Regions from separate parts of the Homo sapiens genome. Here region 1 is linked to region 2. A link is an interaction called in ENCODE POLR2A ChIA-PET data of the cell type or tissue named here. Cell type or tissue: CD4-positive, alpha-beta T cell. All regions are shown on one strand. Each heading gives the region's core, and the rest is flanking DNA. Links, peaks and the distances in the headings are about the cores only.

Evidence for each region. Peaks named below come from ENCODE experiments on the same cell type or tissue, not always from the same donor. Only the 100,000 strongest peaks of a DNase experiment are listed, where the experiment ranks them.
Region 1: POLR2A ChIA-PET joins it to region 2 with 5 read pairs; 2 of 35 experiments call an interaction of 5 or more read pairs at or near these places.

What each region holds. Positions count from the first base shown.
Region 1 is chr1:101,259,419-101,269,442 of GRCh38, reverse strand. No RefSeq gene overlaps it. Among named protein-coding and RNA genes, the nearest start is that of S1PR1, 27 kb to the right of the region's middle. RefSeq lists an enhancer at 8,885-10,024. In CD4-positive, alpha-beta T cell, for the core only: no CTCF peak of the experiment used is centred there; DNase peaks (open chromatin) are centred at 4,502 and 6,532; H3K4me3 peaks cover 931 bases; H3K27ac peaks cover 3,336 bases.
Region 2 is chr1:100,936,890-100,946,913 of GRCh38, reverse strand. All of the region lies in intron 8 of SLC30A7 (solute carrier family 30 member 7), which reads right to left. It also overlaps the pseudogene HNRNPA1P68. Among named protein-coding and RNA genes, the nearest start is that of SLC30A7, 46 kb to the right of the region's middle. In CD4-positive, alpha-beta T cell, for the core only: no CTCF peak of the experiment used is centred there; no DNase peak of the experiment used is centred there; H3K27ac peaks cover 1,003 bases.

The sequences.
Region 1 (10,024 bases), core at 1,307-9,306, 320 kb before region 2:
GTCTCCAAAATAATAATAATAATAATTTTTAAAAAGTTAGCATGGTGTGGTAGCACACGTCTATAGTACCAGGTACTTAGGAGGCTGAGACGGGGGATCCCTTAAGCTCAGGAGTTTGAGGCTGCAGTGAGCTATGATCAGTGCCACTGCACTCCAGCCTGGGCAACAGAGTGAGAAGTCATCTCCACTAAAAAAAAAAAAAAAAAAAAAAAAAATTTATACTATTTCTACCTTAAATATTTGATAGAATTCATCATTGAAACTATCTGGGTCTATGAGATCAGCTACTTCTGGATGATGCGGTATGAGAGAAAAAAACATATTCATGGGCTCACTCCTGTGCCTCCTTCTTTGAAGTGGGTTCCCTGCTCAAATGCTGTGTTTGTGAGAGTCCAGGCCTAGATGTCAGTAATTCTGTAAGCCCCCTAGAGAGTGGTACTAGCTGAGATTTTGCATTCCTGGAACCAGTATTTATCTCTGTGAGAATGAAATTCTGACCGTTCCAGAATTTAATAGTTGATTTGGTGGCAAATCAACTACTTGGATAGAAGGGGCCCAAAGTAGCTGACTTGCCACCAAGTTACGGGTTGTCTTCCTGGAGGATCAGTGCCATATATTGCCATATTAGTGGTAGGCACATTGGTCTACGCCACTGAAAGTTTGAATATTCAAAAGAGGCAATAGCTATATCGAACCTGGTAAAAAGTCCATGCTGTTGACCTATACGTAGCTTCCATATCTGCCACTATAGCATTTCTTGTGCTGGTTGCAGGGTGGCCAATGACAAAGACTAGCTAACATCAACTGTCCAAATAATGTTAAATAATTGGTTGCTCAGTGCCTCTTTGCTGGTGGATGTGTGCAAGTGAGGGTTAACGTGTGATACAAAAATCTTTACACTTTATGCCCACTTTCATATTTCCTCTGCCTCCATATATCTACCTGAGACTTCCTTGTCTTCAGTCTTCTAGTCCTTTTCCTTCCAGCCCCCTTAACAGACAGTTAGGCCATTTTCCACTATCTAGGATTTTTCATATATTTTTGTTTCAGGCGACTTCTTTCACAAAAAGTGGATGACTCAGTATACTTACAACAGGTCTGCCCATTGGAAATTTCACTCTCCACTTTCAAGGCCAACTCGGATTGTACCTATAATACAGTCACTGTTTATAGTCAGCTTGCACACACATACTGAGACCAATCATTGACAAACCAAGATCATGCTTTTTCCTCCTCTATCAGCTGGTCGTATGAGACCCCTTATGTGGCCATAGGTGTAAGCTGGGAAATAAACACTTGTGCAACTACGGAGAGTGATGTACTGTATACTCATGCCCTCTGGTCATACTTGGGCTTAACCTCGGAAAAACTATTATGATGAACAGCAGCTGGGCCTGCTCTAATTTGTGATTTGGTAAGTCCCACCTCTGACATTTCCAGCAAATTTGGGGTCAGTCATGGGCCCGAATGACAGAACTGCTTGCACCACAGCCTTGCTTTAGTGGACAGCTTTTTCCTGCTCTGGGCCTCACTCAAAGCTAGTGGTACTTCTAGGTGTATAGTGTGTTATCTTATACACCCACAAATGAAAGATGCCTGTCACACACTGAGCTTCCTTCTTTGTGATAAGGGATGCAAGATGTGCCTCTTAATTTGAAGGGGATAGTCCAATGTTCCCCAGACTACTAGATCCATACAAACTACATCAAAGTGAGAGGTCAATAAATCTTCATAGTGTTTATCTTGCAAGTGTCTTATGAAGTCTTCTAGAGTATTATCCAGTCGGCATAATGTCATTGATGGAATGAATCAATATGACTTGTAGCGAAATTTCAAGAAGATCCAAATATCTTCAGATTATATTGTGGTAAAAGGAAGAGGGTCAGCATAGCCCTGGATCAAAGCTGCAGTTGAATATTACTCACATCACATGAATGCAAATTATCTCTAATCTTCTTTCTAATTGGAATAGAAAAGAATCCATTTCCCAAATCAATGACCACACACCACGTACCTGAAATCTCATTAACCTATTTTATCTCATTTATCTAGCAATAAAACCACATCCAGCACAGTAGCTACAACTGGGGCTATCACTTGTTTGAGCTGTGGTTTTCTGCTGTTATTCTCCAGAATCACCCAGTTTCTGCAGGATCCAGACTGGTGCTGCTAAATGAGGATATGAGAGTGAGTAGTGACCACCATCCCTGCATTTTTAGATCTTTAATAGTAGCATTAATCTCTGCTATTCCTCTACTCCAGGGTGCAATTTTTCTCCATTTGCTGCCTTGGCTGGGGGAAGGGGTGTATGGACGGTTTCAAGAGGTTTCCACTTGGCCTTCTCCACTATGATATGGCCTTCCCCACAGGTCAATGATACAAAGTGGGGTTCCTCTGACTGCCAGTATGTCAATCCTAGTTATGCACTTAGAGATTTGAGAAAGGATCACTGGGGGTGTCTATGGACCCACCGTAGCTAGAATTTACACAGGCATTTATTTGTTACCTGGCCTCATCAAACTCCAATCTCACGGGGGCAGAAGGAGGACCATGATGACACTGTGTCTCTGGAGATGAATCAAATTAGACAATGTGTCCTTTTTTTGGGGCAGGGACTTCTGAATTAAGATGATCCTTCAGTGCTATCCCAAGTTGAGGTGAGAGAGTGGTGCCTTTGTACCCCTACTGGATCAGTCATTAGGTGTTAGCTGCCCTGAAGAGGCCTTATCTCTGAATATGTTTGCCCAAGATTCCCAGCACCATAGCTATTAACTCCTTGTTCCTGAAGGGACATTTGGGCAATGGATCACAGTATCTACTACAGGAATGTCCTTAGAAACAATGTCTGTAAGAGAGTAAAAAAGCATGATTGGGCGGAGGGAGAAGTTGAAGTGTGATGCAGTTGTAACAGAGTCCTCAGCAAATCCAGGGAGCTCTGGAACTGGCATGACCCTTCAGAGTTGTCCTGAACTCTTGTACTCTTTGTACCAGAGTTTGTACTCTTGCTTCAACCAGCATTGAATGCAGGCTGCCCATCAAAAAGGGATATAAAGCCGGTTGCCGTGGCTCATGCCTGTAATCCCAGAACATCAGGAGGCTGAAGAGAGCAGAGATCATTTAAGGCCAGGAGTTCGAGACCAGCCTGGCCAACATGGTGAAACCCCATCTCTACTAAAAATACAAAAATAATCTGGGCATGGTGACACATGCCTGTAGTCCCAGCTACTCAAAAGGCTGAGGCACCAGAATCAGTCGAACCCTGGAGGCAGAGTTTGCACAGAGCTGAGATGGCACCGCTGCACTCCAGCCTGGGTGACCCTGTCTAAAAAAGAGTGAGACCCTGTTTAAAAAAAAAAAAAAAAGGAAAGAAAGAGAGAAGTAGAAAAAGAAAAAGGGATATATAATCTTAAACCGAGGACAATGCTCAAGGAGGGAATCCTTGTGAGCTGCCAACAGTCAATACTCTCAACAGTTGGGAAAATGAATGCCTTAGTCTTAGAGGGAGTCTCTGGGTGGTGTACCACAATCTCCATAACAGGAATCAGCAGCATATAGACACTAACTCATGCCATGAATACGGATGAGATCATTAGGGAGAAAATATGGAGAGTAAAGAGAAGAGCATCCAGAACCTAGCCCTAAATCAAACCAAACCAGTAGAAGTCAGTTAGAGGACAGCTGGCAAAAAGAGATGGAGAAAGAGCAATCAGCATGCTAGGAGAAAATCCAGGAGAACAAAGTGTAACTGAAGTCAGAAAAGATAGAATTATCTACCAAGTGGAATAATACTGAAGGGCTAACAAATAAAAGACAAAAAACATGTCCATTGTTTTGTCAATATGAAGTCCACTGGTAATTTTGAGCAAAAATTATTTTAGCAAATGCAATACACAGAAGCCAGATTACAGTGTGTTGAAGGATGAAATGGAGTTCAGGCAGTGAAGACAGCATACATATTTATACAACTTTTTTAGTTTTACTGTACAAGGGAACATAAAAATGGGGGGAGGTGGTAGCTGAAGGGAAATAAGGGTTTACAGAGGATTCTAGGTCTTTTTGTTTATTTATGCTTGCTTCTTAATTTGGTATCTATTAGAGTGTGTTTGTAGTTGGGGAAAGAGACGAATGATGGTGGAGAAAAAATAAGAGAAGAAATAGGGACAATATTTGGTTGATAGAACAACTCAGTCCCAGGACAGAATTGGAGAGGATAGCCTTTGGTAAGCACAAAACTATGACAAAAGAAGATGGGGAGAGATGCAGGCAAGATTGTTGATTTGATGGTGGAGAATGAAGAAATTCCCAACTGATGCCTTTTATTTTCTCAAAGAAATATAGTAGTCTTGGGTAGGCTCTGTTTTATGCATTGCAGATCTGTCTCCATCCTAAACTATGATGGCTCAAGGCTCTGGTTCTCATCATTACACAGGAAGAGAGAAACAAGGTGTGGCTCTGAAGAGCTGACAGCCACTTGGCACATGTCACTTCAGTTTTTTGCCTTCTTTCTTTTTACTTCCATTTACAGTCATGTGTGCCAGCTTTCAGACTGGTAAACAAAGGGTGGGGCTGAAGGTCAAAAGGTGATGAGATCTCAATCTGAACTTACTGGCGTGATCAGCTGTGCTTCCTCATTATAATCAGGAAATCCTGGAATGACCCATCCAGCAAGAGCGCATCTGGAGAGAGGGGGCAGGGTGTATGGTAAGGAAGGGAGGGGCTCATCTCCCTTTTCTAGGCTCAAAATGGATGGTCATTTCTTTCATTCATATCTGTGCATATATTCCTATAAATACATGCACATTCAATCTCTGCAATATTTTGTTTGCCCTTTAAGGCTCTGTTGTTTTTATGATCTCCTTCCCCACTAGAGGAGATTTCACTGAATTTATAGATGAGGTCTGTTGATTTACAGATAGAGCAAAGATAGTCAATATTCTGTCTTATGTCATAAAAGCATACAGATATTAGTGGTAAAACAAAGAAAATAAAGCAAAATATATTTCTTTTTTGTTTTCTGTTTGTTTCTTGAGAAAGGGTCTTGCTCTGTCACCCAGGCTGGAGTACAATGGTGTGAACATGGCTTACTGCAGCCTAGGCTTCCTACGCTCAAGACAGCCTCCTGCCTCAGCCTCCTATGTACCTGGGACTACCATTCAGGCTAATTTTTTTCTTTTTTATCTTTTTTTTTTTAATTAGAGACACGATCTTACTGTGTTGCCCAGGCTGGTATTGAACCCCTGGCCTCAAGTAATTCTCTTGCATTGGCCTCCTAAAGTGCTGGGATTATAGGTGTGAACCACAGTACCCAGACACAAGATACATTTCTTGACATGAAAAAATATTCCCAATATATTGCTCAGCAAGGAAAGTAGATTTTTTAAGTGGATATAGGCTGGGTGTGGTGGTTTACACCTGTAATCCCAACACTTTAGGAGGCTGAGGGGGGAGGATAGCTTGAGGCTAGGAGTTTGTGACCAGCCTGGGTAACATAGCAAGATCCCTTCTCTACAAAAAATTTAAAAAGTATTCAGTCTTGGTGGCATGCACCTGTAGCCCCAGCTACTCAGGAGACTGAGGCAGGAAGATCATTTGAACCCAGGAGTTCAAGATTGCTATGAGCTATGATTGTGCCACCACACTCCAGCCTGGGCAACAGAGAGAGACCCTGCCTCTCAAAAAAAAAAAAACAAAAGAGGGCCTGGCACGGTGGCCCACACCTGTAATCCCAGCACTTTGGGAGGCCAAGGTGAGTGGATCACTTGAGGTCAGGAGATCAAGAACATCCTGGCCAACATGGTGAAACCTCTCTCTACTAAAAATACAAAAATTAGCTGGGTGTGGTGGCGCACACCTGTAGTCCCAGCTACTTGGGAGGCTGAGGCAGGAGAATCGCTTGAACCTGGGAGGCGGAGGTTTCAGTGAGCTGAGATCACACCACTGCACTCCAGCCTGGCAACAGATCGAGATTCTGTCTCAAAACAAACAAACAAACAAACAAAAACAGATATACATATATATACAAATATACACTTTTAAATGGCTAACATCTCTTAAGTGATTATTATGTGCCAGTTATAATGTTAACTCTGGATATTGAAAATGAAGGTTACATTTTTTAGATTTTAGCAGTAGTTATTCATTTTTCTATATGCATTGCTTATGTAAATAAAAGTTAATTTTAGAGCCAATATCAGGTTGCTGGTAGACTTTGCCATTTACATGCAGATTCCATGGTTCCTCCTCCCCATTTGCAGCCTATAATTGTATCAGACATGAGGTTTGGGAGTTCTTTGCTCTAGCCTGACTGAAGCTTTTCTCTGCTCTTTAACACTTGCCATGGTTTTGGGGCTAAGTTTGGAATGCCCTGTAGAAGCTGATAATTTCCTGAGCTCCGTAATTTGCTAACAACAAATTTCATGTGTTCAGCAACATTAGCTTAATCTAATTCCTGTTCTCTTCTAAAAGAAGCTCCCGGGCTTCAGAGAGCATATGCATGGCTTCCCATTACTTCAGGGTTTGTGGCTTTGACCTCAGAAGTCTCTTAACTGCTTGAATGCCAGAAGCAGTTCCATCCTGTGACTGCTTGCTGTCAGAAAGAAGGCAATAAATGCCTCCTCCACACTCTTAATGGTCTCGTTTTCCACTCTACAACGTCTCTGTGTACAAGAAATAAAACTTCACCTTTTCTCTCTTATCAAGTCTGAGCCCAAGAGAGATTGTAAAAGTGTGCTCAGAGGAACCAAGTATGTTTTCACAACTTGTCTATCTTATTCCAATCAGGAAGTTACCCGACAACCGAATAACTGCTTTTTTTTTTTAACCCTACCCTTTGTCTTCTATAAACTGAGTTTCTTCTTAGGGAGTTAGCCTGCCTGCTAAACTCTGAAAACCATATGATTCGTTTTTAAGCCTGCTGACAATAACAGGCATATTGTTAAAATTGTTGGAAATCTTTGTCCTGATTTCCCTCTCTTGAAGTTGAAAATGATCTGAATGTTGGCATCCCACAGTTCCTATTAAACCTCCCTGTTTCCTTTGGAGATCACAGCTGAAGGAAGAGGGCTGGCAACACATCCCTAAAGGTGATGTTTTAAAAAGAGTAATCCAGGTGAACAAAAAAGGGACAGAAACCCACTATTATCATGTTTCCTGATTCGTCAAGGAGGCTTTCTGACTACCCTATTGGCTGATCTTTTGGATATTGTGCTATTTCGCCATAGTTTCCTAGGGAGTATTTTCCTGAACAACTAGTTACGCTTGTTTTACGTAACAGGAAAAGAATACTCTTTTTAATTCTAAACTTTTTTTTAATAATTCTAAACTTTTCTTTCTGAAAGCTACTTAAACTCTTAAAATAAGACCCTAATTTGAATTAAAAAGAAAAAAAAGTAAAAGTACAAGAAGACTCAATCAGAAACTAAATTGTTGTCTTTTATTTCCTAGCTTTTTTATCTGCTCCGCATCCCTGTTCCTGATTACTGATTTTCCCTGCAGTTATTTGGATCCAATTACCTCCACCAGTTAGTTGATTTTCCTCTATTTTAATCCAAAGGGCCATTATTGACCAAGGGCAGGGCTGGACCTCAGGAATGGGAGGCACAATGGTTAAAGCTAGGCCTTGATCACAACTAGAAAAATGACTCAGAATGCACGTCCTTTTCCAAGTGGGTTGGTGACCGCTTCTTTGTCTACAAAGGTCGGCATATTCACTGCATTCTTTTTCCTTTTCTCTTTTTTTTTCTTTTTCTAGGCAACTGTGGCAGGGGGAAATGGTATTTCTTCCAAAGAGTATAAAGCAGAATACTTGGGGAAAGGACCAGAAGCAGATTTGCCTGGACATCTCACTTTTCTGCTTGGTGGATCTTGAGAGTGAATAGTCTCAGCCACCATCTGAGATCTGTGCACCACCGCCTGTCACCTCAGGCTGATATCGTGATTGCTTTAAACGCTTAAGGATCACCTGCACACGTTGTTCTTCATGGGACCCATGAGTCAAATGACATGTACAGAGATACAGAGGCTATGTGAGTCAAGGATATCCCTATGTTTATACAAACAATTTCTTAAAATTTAACAGTTAATAAATATGACATATAGAAATTGATTATTATTAATACCTTATGCCCATCAATAGCTGCAGTATTGCACACTAATCAAATGGATTAGCAAGGATCATTTCTTCAAAGTGCCTCTGATATCACCAGTGAAAAGTTTCCTGAAAGTCACAGCAGCACAAGGGCAAAAAAAAAAAAAAAAAAAAAAAAAAAAACTCTATTTCAAAATGATAGAAACTCTAGGAACTAACATTGTTCTCTTTTAAGATAAAAGGATGTATCCCCATCCTCTGAAACAGGAACCTGTGAAATCTTTCTTTATTATGAGATAGGAAGCTCTAAAAGAATCCTCTTCATTTTCCCTTAGAGACAAACCAATCAAGGAAATCACAAGGAAGAAGGATATGTCAGTGTGAGATGAAAGAGATTAAATAAGCTTTAGTTTAGTTTATATAATTCTTTGAAGACACTCCTTCTTTTATTCCTTTCTCCTCTCTAATTCTTAAAATGCCAGCCCCATAACCACTCTGAATCATCATTTTAATCTGAGAGAAAGTTCACTTTGATTCCAGAGGATGCTGAGGAGTACTTCATATCAAATACCTATACATTCTTTAGGGAGAATTCATCTCTCTACATTCTCGAAGATACCCCCCACCATACACACACAGGAAAACACACATACATGTTCATGCCCACACACTCAGTCACTCACATTTTTTTTTCTTTAGTGAGTGCTTAATCAGGTTTTTCCTTGACCCACCCATTATCATTTAGCAAAACCTCAGAGAATAAAAAAAAAACAGCAGGGCTCTGTACACCACCTCCAAATGCCACAATGGCACAACTGTGACTGATGAATGAATTGTCCATCCTTGCACAGAAGTTGAAAGCAAACTCCAAAGAATCCTAGTTGTGATGGCCAGGATTTTAGAGATTAGAATTCCAGTACATTTTATTTTCGGTAACCTAATGGGGCAGAGCACTATGAGCAAGAATGCACAAAACAAAGCCAGAGACAGAGAAAAAATATGAACAAGAAAAGGGAGAAAATAAGGATAGATGGTAGCAGATGCTTTAAAATGGAAAATTAAATATGATATTTTAAATTAAGAATAATCTAAACAGAACAGGGGAAAATAATTTAGCCTGCAAGAACAAAACAGAGGCCAGGCATAGCTCATGCCTGTAATCCCAGTGCTTTGGGAGGCTGATGCTGGAGGATCACTGGAGCCAGGAGTTTGAGACCTGCCTAGCCAACACAGCAAGACTCTGTCTCTCAAAAGACATTTTTAAAACTCAAGAATGGAGGAGGAAGTGGTGAAATTAGCCTAGGGGGAAAAAAAAGAAGCTGGAACCAAAATAATATGGAGACCTTCACTGTTAGCAATTTTAAGTGGTTAAAATCTGTATTTTTTTTTCCATTTCCTGGCATGTAAAGTTCTCTTTACCAACACCAAGATCAAAATAAGTAGTCATCAGACCATTAGTCAGCACTTCTAATAGAATTGCATCAAGCATTAATCATCTCTGAAAAGGAGTTCCCCATTCTTCCCTTCAAAGTGATAGCTTTTAGACCAGTCATCATAAACTAAGTTTTGAATTTCATGTTCAAGGTTATTATAGGATAATTCAATTTACATAAAATCTTTACTCAAAAACCTACATTTCTGTTCATAATGATTTTCTTTTGTGGAATGGTCTTTAGGGCCAATGAAACCTAGATTCAAGTCCCTGTTCTGCCAATTACTAGTTCTGTATCCTTGAACACAGTTTTTAAAAACTTCCTTGAGCCTCGGTTTCTTGCTACACACAATGGTGATTCTAAGGATTAAATGAAAGAGGCAATATAAAAGGACCTTTCTCATCACTAGTATATAACAGGTGTTCAATAAATTACAGCAATGATTATCATCATAGTAAAGAATCAATATTCACATATATAATAAATGGATGAAAGAGAAAATCCT
Region 2 (10,024 bases), core at 580-8,579:
ACCAGACAGATTCACAGCTGAATTCTACCAGAGGTACAAAGAAGAGCTGGTACCATTCCTTCTGAAACTATTCCAATCAATAGAAAAAGAGGGCATCCTCCCTAACTCATTTTATGAGGCCAGCATCATGCAGATACCAAAGCCCGGCAGAGACACTACAAAAAAAAGAAAATTTTGGAACAATATCTTTAATGAACATCGATGCAAAAATCCTCAATAAAATACTGGCAAACCAAATCCAGCAGCACATCAAAAAGCTTATCCACCATGATCAAGTGGGCTTCATCTCTGGGATGCAAGGCTGGTTCAACATATGCAAATCAATAAACGTAATCCATCACATAAACTGAACCAACTACAAAAACCACATGATTATCTCAAAAGATGCAGAAAAGGCCTTTGACAAAATTCAACAGGACTTAATGCTTAAAAACTCTCAAACTAGGGATTGATGGAATCTATCTCAAAATAATAAAAGCTATTTATCACAAACCCACAGCCAATATCATACTAAATGGGCAAAAACTGGAAGCATTTCCTTTGAAAACCGGCACAAGACAAGGATACCCCCTCTCACCACTCCTGTTCAACATAGTGTTGGAAGTTCTGGCCAGGGCAATCAGGCAAGAGAAAGAAAGAAACGGTATTCAATTAGGAAAAGAGGAAGTCAAATTGTCCCTGTTTGCAGATGACATGAATGTATATTTAGAAAACTCCCATCATCTCAGCCCAAAATCTCCTTAAGCTGATAAGCAACTTCAGCAAAGTCTCAGGATACAAAATCAATGTGCAAAAATCACAAGCATTCCTATACACCGATAACAGACAAAGAGAGAGCCAAATCATGAGTGAACTTCCATTCACAATTGCTTCAAAGAGAATAAAATACCTAGGAATCCAACTTACAGGGGATGTGAAGGACCTCTTCAAGGAGAACTACAAACCACTGCTCAATGAAATAAGAGGACACAAATGAATAGAAGAACATTTCATGCTTGTGGATAGGAAGAATCAATATCATGAAAATGGCCATACTGCCCAAGGTAATTTATAGATTCAATACCATTCCCATCAAGCTACCAAGGACTGTCTTCACAGAATTGGAAAAAACTACTTGAAAGTCCATATGGAACCAAAAAAGAGCCCGCATTGCCAAGACAATCCTAAGCAAAAAGAACAAAGCTGGAGGCATCACGTTACCTGACTTCAAACTATACTATGAGGCTACAGTAACCAAAATAGCATGCTACTGGTACCAAAACAGAGATATAGACCAATGGAACAGAACAGAGGCCCCAGAAATAATACCACACATCTACAACCATCTGATCTTTGACAAACCTGAAAAAAACAAGAAATGGGGAAAGGATTCCCTATTTAATAAATGGTGCTGGGAAAACTGGCTAGCCATATGTAGAAAGCTGAAACTGGATCCTTTCCTTACACCTTATACAAAAATTAATTCAAGATGGATTAAAGACTTAAATGTTAGACCTAAAACCATAAAACCCCTAGAAGAAAACCTAGGCAATACCATTCAGGACATAAGCATGGGCAAGGACTTCATGACTAAAACACCAAAAGCAATGGCAACAAAAGCCAAAAGAGACAAATGAGATCTAATTAAACTAAAGAGCTTCTGCACAGCAAAAGAAACTACCGTCAGAGTGAACAGGCAACCTACAGAATGGGAGAAAATTTTTGCAATCTACCCATCTGACAAAGGGCTAATATCCAGAATCTACAAAGAACTTAAAACAAATTTACAAGAAAAAAACAACCCCATCAAAAAGTGGGAGAAGGATATGAACAGACATTTCTCAAAAGAAGACATTTATGCAGCCAACGGACACATGAAAAAATGCTCATCATCACTGGCCATCAGAGAAATGCAAATCACAACCACAATGAGATACCATCTCATGCCAGTTAGAATGGCGATCATTAAAAAGTCAGGAAACAACAGATGTTGGAGAGGTTGTGGAGAAATAGGAACGCTTTTACACTGTTGGTGGGAGTGTAAATTAGTTCAACCATTGTGGAAGACTGTGGCGATTCCTCAAGGATCTAGAACTAGAAATACCACTTGACCCAGTGATCCCACAAAGGATTATAAATCATGCTACTATAAAGACACATGCACACGTATGTTTATTGTGGCACTATTCACAATAGCAGACTTGGAACCAACCCAAATGTCCATCAATGATAGACTGTATTAAGAAATTGTGGCACATATACACCGGGGAGTAGGGGGTGGGGGGAGGGATAGCATTAGGAGAAATACCTAATGTAAATGAGGAGTTGATGGGTGCAGCAAACCAACATGGCACATGCATACCTATTTAACAAACCTGCAAATTGTGCACATGTACCCTAGAACTTAAAGTATAACAAAATAAAAAATAAATAAATAAAAAAACTAAAGAACCAAAAGGAGCCAATTTTTTTTTCTTTTTGCAGCTAGTAAGTTAAAAAATCTCAATATGCTTTTCACGTTTTTGACTTACTTTTCTTTGAAGGGCTAAATATGTGGATGATTCCAAAGTCAAAAATATTTTAAAAACATATTCTGTCTGGGTATGGTGTCTCACACCTATAATCCCAGCACTTTGGGAGACTGAGGAGGGTGGATTTCTTGAGTCCAGGAGTTTGAGACCAGCCTGGACAACATGGCAAAACCCCATCTCTACAAAAATTAGCCAGGCGTGGTGGTGTGCACCTGTAGTCCTAGCTACTTGGGAGGCTGAAGTAGGAGGATGGCTTGAGGCCAGGAGGCAGATGCTGCAGAGACTGTGCCACTGCCCTCACTCTAGCCTGGGTGACAGAGCCAGACCCTGTCTCGAAAAAATATATAAATAAAATAAAATGAAAATTCAAAGTCTCACTTCTAATCCCTTTCCTCTGCCGAAAAGGTAACTATATTTGCTTTTGATTTATTCTTCCAGTGTTTCTTTTCAAAATTATATGAAAACATTTAGATTATATGCATGTCTCTTCTTCTTATATAAAAGGTAGCAGTGCTTTTATATAGTTTATGCTATAAACCTATATATCATGTGCTACATATTAAGTGCTATCTTGTTTTCTTAATAATATTCTTGAAAATCATACCACATTACCACATAAAGATCATCTTTATTCTCCTTTTTAAGGTTGCACAGAACTGCTTTACTGATGATGTAATATTACAAAATACATATTTGGTCTTTGACCCATTTCCTGATATACAGCTCTTAAAATCCTTGGACTCTCTAAAGTGATGTCTTTCTAATGAGTTGACTGATGGCTGGCAGCCTGTAGGTAGCTTCAGGATGTGGGCTGGTCATGCAGAAAGATCAAGGCATGATTAGAAAGATCCAGATAGGGAGAGCGGCTGAAGGTTAAGTTGATCACCAATGGCCAATTAATCAATCATGCCTATGTAATGAAGCCTCCATAAAAACCCAAAAGGACAGGGTTTGGGAAGCTTCCAGATAGCTGAAGACATGAAGTTTCCTGGAGTGTGGCTCACCTAGAAATGACATGGAAGCTCTATCCTTCCCCCATACCTCACCCCATGCATCTCTTCCTCTGTATCCTTTGTTATGTCCTTTATAATACGCTAGTAAACATGCTTCCCTGAGTTCTGTGAGCTGCTTTAGTAAATTAATCGAATCCAAGGAGGGGGTTGTGGGATCCCCAGTTTATAGCCGGTCAGTCAGAAGCACAGGCAAACTAACCTGGGGTTTGCAAATGGCATCAGAAGTGGGATCCCTCAACCTGTGAGATCTCACACTGTCTCCAGGCAGTGTCAGAATTGAACTGAATTAGAGGATACTCAGCTACTGTCTGCTGGAGAACTGATTGTGTGAAAATAAGTAATTCAAAATCTAAGCTGTTGGAACTTCAAAACATTTTGAGCCTTAAAGGAATGTGATTATAGGACCTCAGTCACGTAACAGGGAACTGTAACCACTGTTTCTCTGATTAGATTTGCCTTCTCTCTTACCCACATAGTTTTATAAAATGTTGTAAATGATTAAAGGGCACCTAGGCAGCCCCATTCTCTCTTCACTGTAGATTAACTGCCCTTTTACTTTTTTCATACACAGACTATCATGTCTAAGATGAAATGTTAAAAACACTCTTTTAAATTGAAAAGGAAATGAAAGCAAGCTGTAACTCATTAGATTGTTATAACTCATAAACCAGCCTTGCATAGAAAATGCTATAACCCTAATACATTTGTTTTCTGCCTGTATAAGCAAGAACTTAACTTTTAATTTGGGAGCACAGACTCCATTTCTCTGGAGTTTGTGTTTCCCAGATGGCCATTCTCAGCTTTTCACTTGAATAAAGCTAGACTCTGATTCTTTCGATTATTTCAGGTTAACACTTGCTTGGTGTCTGGGGAAAAAACCCCACACATTTCACAGAAGTCTACTGTGTTGATTGTTGCTGGGTGAGAGAACAGAAAAAGCACTTTGAGTGTTTTTTCCATAGAGATGGCCATTTGTGTTCTTTCCAATCTTTTGCTATTACAAATAAAGGCACAAAGAATGACTTTACAGATATGTTCTTTTATATTTTTTGCAAATTTGCCTTTGGGATATATTCCCAAAAGTGTGATTGCTTAATTAAAGGTATATGCATATTTAATTTTGCTAGACATTGCCCAATTCCTCTGAGTTAATACTATTCTCATTCCTATCAGCAAAGTATGAGAGTACCTATTTTACCCATAGCCTTGCCAAAAGATTATGCAAACCTTTGGACATTTATCTACTGATGGGTAAGAAGTGGTGTCTCAATGCAGTTTTAATTTCTATTTCTTCCTTATACGTTGAGCTAAACTACTCTTCTAAAAGTTGTTTGTGCTTCCTGCCAGAGGATGCCGTCAAGGAGGCATTGTTAAAATCTCTCTTCCCACTGCCGTCACGTCGCAGTCAGTTTTCTAAAGAGCCCGAATGGCTGTGGAAGCTCTTCATTTTCATTGGAGGGTTGGCTTTGAAACAAAGCTGAGGAAGATCTGAGGAGCCATTCCGAGCAATGGGGAACACTCACAGAGTGTGTGGTAATGGGAGATCCAAACACCAGGCACTCCAGGGGCCTTGGGTTTGTCACGTATGCCACTCCAGGGGCTTTGGGTTTGTCACGTATGCCACTGTGGAGGAGGTAGATGCAGTCATGAATGCAAAGCTACACAAGGTGGATGGAAGAGTTGTGGAACCAAAGAGAGCTGTCTCAAGAGAAGACTCTCAGAGACCAGTGCCCACTTAACTGTGAAAAAGATATTTGTTGCTGGCATTAAAGAGTATACTGAAGAACATCACCTAAGAGATTATTTTAAACAGTATGGAAAAACTGAAGTGATTGAAATCATGACTGACCAAGGCAATGGCAAGAAAAAAGGCTTTGCCTTTGTAAGCATGACTGTGGATAAGACTGTCATTCTGAAATACCATACTGTGAATGGCCACAATTGTGAAATTAGGGAAGCTGTGTCAAATCAAGAGATGCCTAGTGCTTCATCTAGCCGAAAAGGGTGAAGTGCTTCTGGAAACTTTGGTGGTGGTTGTGGAGGTGGTTTTGGTGGGAATGGCAATTTTGGTTGTGGTGGAAACTTTAGTGGTCATGGTGGCTTTGGTGGTAGCTCTGGTGGTGGTGGATATGGTGGCAGTGGGATGGTTAAAATGGATTTTGTAATAATGGAAGCAAATTTGGAGGTGCTGAAAGCTACAATGATCTTGGCAATTACAACAGTCTTCAAATTCTGAACCCATGAAGGAAGGAAACTTTGGTGGCAGAAGATCTGGCCCCTATGGTGGTGGAGGCAAATTCTTTTCTAAACTATGAAACCAAGGTGGCTGTGGCAGTTCCAATAGCTGCAGAAGCTATGGCAGTAGCAGATTTTAATTACTGCTAGGAAATAAAGTTTAGCAGGAGAGAAGAGCCAGAGAAGTGACAGGGAAACTACAGGTTACAACGGATTTGTGAATTCAGCCAAGCACAGTGGTGGCAGGGCCTAGCTGCTACAAAGAAGACATGTTTTAGACAGTATTTGTGTATATGGGCAAAAAACATGAAAACTATATTTGTGATTAATTATGTAACAATTAATAACAGGTTATCTTAGTTTATGTTCTGTGGAAAGTGTAAAACAGTCCACTGAAGGGTTTTAATATAAGATTTTATTTTTTGCATCCATGCTGTTGATTGCTAAATGTTATAGTCCGATCATGACACTGAATGTGTCTTTAAAAATAAATTAATTAATCACATTAAATTTGTATTTCTTTTCCTGTAACTTAAATAAACTTATACTTTTACCCAGTTTTCTATCAGGAAGTTAGTCTCTTAATTAAATTACATTTTTATTTTTAGAAGCTCTCTTTATATTAGAAATGTTAGTCCTTCATGATCTAAGTGGCCAATACTTACTCTAATTTATTGTGTCTTGTGACTTTCCTTATGATGCTTTCTTCTTATGCCAAAATTCTTCTTTTTAAAAATGTAGCTTAATTCATTAATCTTTTCTCTTACTGATTTTCTAGTTTTGAGCCACAGCTACCCCTTAATATTCTCATGCTACCGTAAATATTTCAGCCATGCCTTCTTTTAATACTAGCATGGTTTCATGTTTTACTTTTAAAACACTAACCCATTTGAAATGTTTCCGGGTATATAGTATAACATAGAGCTCTAAATTTATCTTTTTCCAAATGGCTATCCAGTTTTTAGGGAAGCCATCTTTTTTCCACTGATTTGAGGTGCTGTCTTTATCATTAGTAAGCCACTATATATATATAAACCCATCTCTGGACCTCCTAATCTGCTCCATTAGTCTTCTTGCTCTTTCAGGTATCTCATTATGTTCATTACAAAGGCTTTATATTTTACATCTTCTTTTCCAGGATTTACTTGGCTATTCCTCCTGTTTGTTTTTTCCTTATAAACTTTAAAATCAATTTTTACTACTTCCTCCTCAGAATAAAAGGACCTACTGGTATTTTTATTTGAATATTTTAAAACTTTTATAAATAAACACAAAAAGCATTGACATGTTGCTGTTTTTTTTTTTTTTAGACGGAGTCTCACTCTGTTGCCCAGGCTGGAGTGCAGTGGCACGATCTCAGCTCACTGCAAGCTCCACCTCCTGGGTTCATGCCATTCTCCTGCCTCAGCCTCTCAAGTAGCTGGGACTACAGGTGCCCACCACCATGCCCAGCTAATTTTTTGTATTTTTTTTTTTTTTTTTAAGTAGAGACAGGGTTTCACTGTGTTAGCCAGGTTGGTCTCGATCTCCTGACCTCGTGATCTGCCCACCCTGGCCTCCCAAAGTGCTGGGATTACAGGCGAGAGCCACCGCGCCCGGCCAGCTGATTCTTCAAAAATGTCATAGTTGACAAAAAAGGCTCTGTTCGAGTCGACTTCTGTGTTTTTTAAAGGGTTTAAATTCCTTGTGTAAATTTTACTCATTTAACCTCTACGTTATCTTTGTTGTTGCTACTGAAGAGGTGTCTTCTCTTTAATTACATCATTCAGTTGGAATTTGTTTATATATATAAAGAACATTGATTTTTGCATATCAATCTTATATCTGTAACTTTGCTAAATTGTCTGTCATAGTTTTCCCATCAACTTTCACGGGCTTTACAGACATATAATTATACACTTGGCATTAAAAAAACCATTGCTCCAATTTCTAAGTCTCAAATACTTTCTCTTGTTTAATGTTACTGGCTAATGATCACTAATACTATGTTAAATAGCAGAGGCAACAGAGAGAATCCTTGTCTAGTTCCCTATTTTGGTAGTAATGCCTCTAGTGTTACACCTTAAGAAAGGGATTTAGACTTTAGGGCTGTGATGCATGTAATTTATCATGTTAAGGAATTATCTATTGATTTACACATGGCCATAAACATGGGAACAACAGACTCTGCAGACTACTAGAGAGAGGAGGGAGTGGGGGATGGGCTGAAAAACTACCTATTGGGTACTATACTCTCTCTACCTGGGTGCAATATACCCATGTAACAATCCTGCACATGTACCCCTTCTATCTAAAATAAAAGCTGAAATTGAGAGACAGAGACATTATTCCAGGTAAGCCTGATTTAATCAGATGCAAAGCCCTTAACAGATAGACTGGAGCTCTCCCTGAGATCAGATGCTCTCTTGCTGACCTTGGAAAGGTAAGCTGCTATGTGTTACACAGCTATAATGAAACAAATTCTGCCAACAGCCATATAAGCTTGCAAGATGGTCCTGAGCCTCAGATGAAACTATGGCCCCAACCAACACTTCAGTTGCAGTCCTGTGAGACCCTGAACAGAGGAGACAACTAAGCTGTGCCCAGACTCTTGATCACAGAAACTGTGAGATAATAAATGAGCATTGTTTTAAGCTGGAAAAATTGTGGCAATGTGTTATGCAGCAACAGAAAACTAATACACATGGCAATTCTTCAGTCTAGTAAAAAGAAACAAGTAAGTTTAACGAAGTGTGATAGATGTTAGAAATGCTTAGGGGACAAAATAAAAAAACAGTTAATTCTATATAGTAGTTTACAACAGGCTTCACAAAGGAGATGCCCCTTGAGATGAATTTTATAAGAGGTATTCAAAAGGTAGACATTAGCTACCTATCAAAATCCCAGTGACATTTTTTTCTAGAAATAGAAAAATCTATCTTAAAATTCCTATGGGATCTCAAGAAACCCATAATAGTCAAAACAATCTTGAAAAAGAACAAGGTTGCAGGTCTCACACTTCCTAATTTCAAGTTACTACAAAGCAATAAAAACAGTGTGGCACTGACATAAAAACAGACATATAGACCACTGGGATAGAACAGACAGCCCAGAAATAAACTCTGACATACATGGTTAAATGGTTTTCAACATAGATGCCAAGGCAATTCAATGGGGAAAGGACAGACTTCTCAATAACTGGTGATGGGAAAACTGGATTTTTACATGCAAAAGAAGGAAGCTGGACCCTTACCTCACACCATATATAAAAATTAACTCAGAATAAAATGTAAGACCTAAAACTATAAAACTCTTAGAAGAAAACATAGGAGAAAGCTTCATGACATTGGTTTGGTTGATTTCTCAGATATGACACCAAAAGCTTAGGAAACAAAAGAAAAAACATGAAAATTAAGGCAAATCATGGAAAAAGAGAAAATATCTGCATATTATACATCTGATAAAGAGTTAATATCCAGAATATATAAAGAACACCCACAATTCAACAACAACAAACAATTTAAAAATGGACAAAGTATTTGAATAGACATTTTCCCAAAGATATACAAAATGGCCAATAAGTACAAGAAAAAATGTTCAACATCAGTAATCATTAGGGAAATGCAAATCAAAACAATAAGACCACTTGATACGCATTACGTTAATGGGTTTTCTGGTAGATAAAAACAGAAACAAAAAACAAAAATAAAAACAAAAACAAAACAAAACAGAAAATAACAAGTTTTGGAAAGCATGTGGAGAAATTACAACCCTTCTGCATTGTAGGTGAAAATGTAAACTGGTGTGGCAGCTATGGAAAAGAGCATGGCAGTTTCTCAAAAAATTAAAAACAGAATTACCATATGATCCAGCAATTCCACTTCCAAGTAAATACTCAGATGTTTAAATAAATAATTCAAAACCTCCCACAGATGTTTTGAATTATTGACACAAATTTGCAATTGAGCAGTTTCTTACATGGGTACATAGTATGTCTGCAGGTAGTAATAGCAGATTTTTATTTACTTTTAACATTGATTTATTTCTTAGGAATACTGAGAAGGTAAATAAATAATAAGAACATGTAAAATGCTAAGCAAAAATGAAGAGCTACACAGGCATTCCTACATGCATAGATATAGATATAGATACAGATAATCTATGTGTATGAGTATGAGTAAATATACTAAATCTATGTGTATAAGTAAATATTCAGAAGTGGAATCATTCAGTCTTAAAAAGAAAGGGTATTCTGACATATACTACAAAGTGAATGAAACTTGAGGA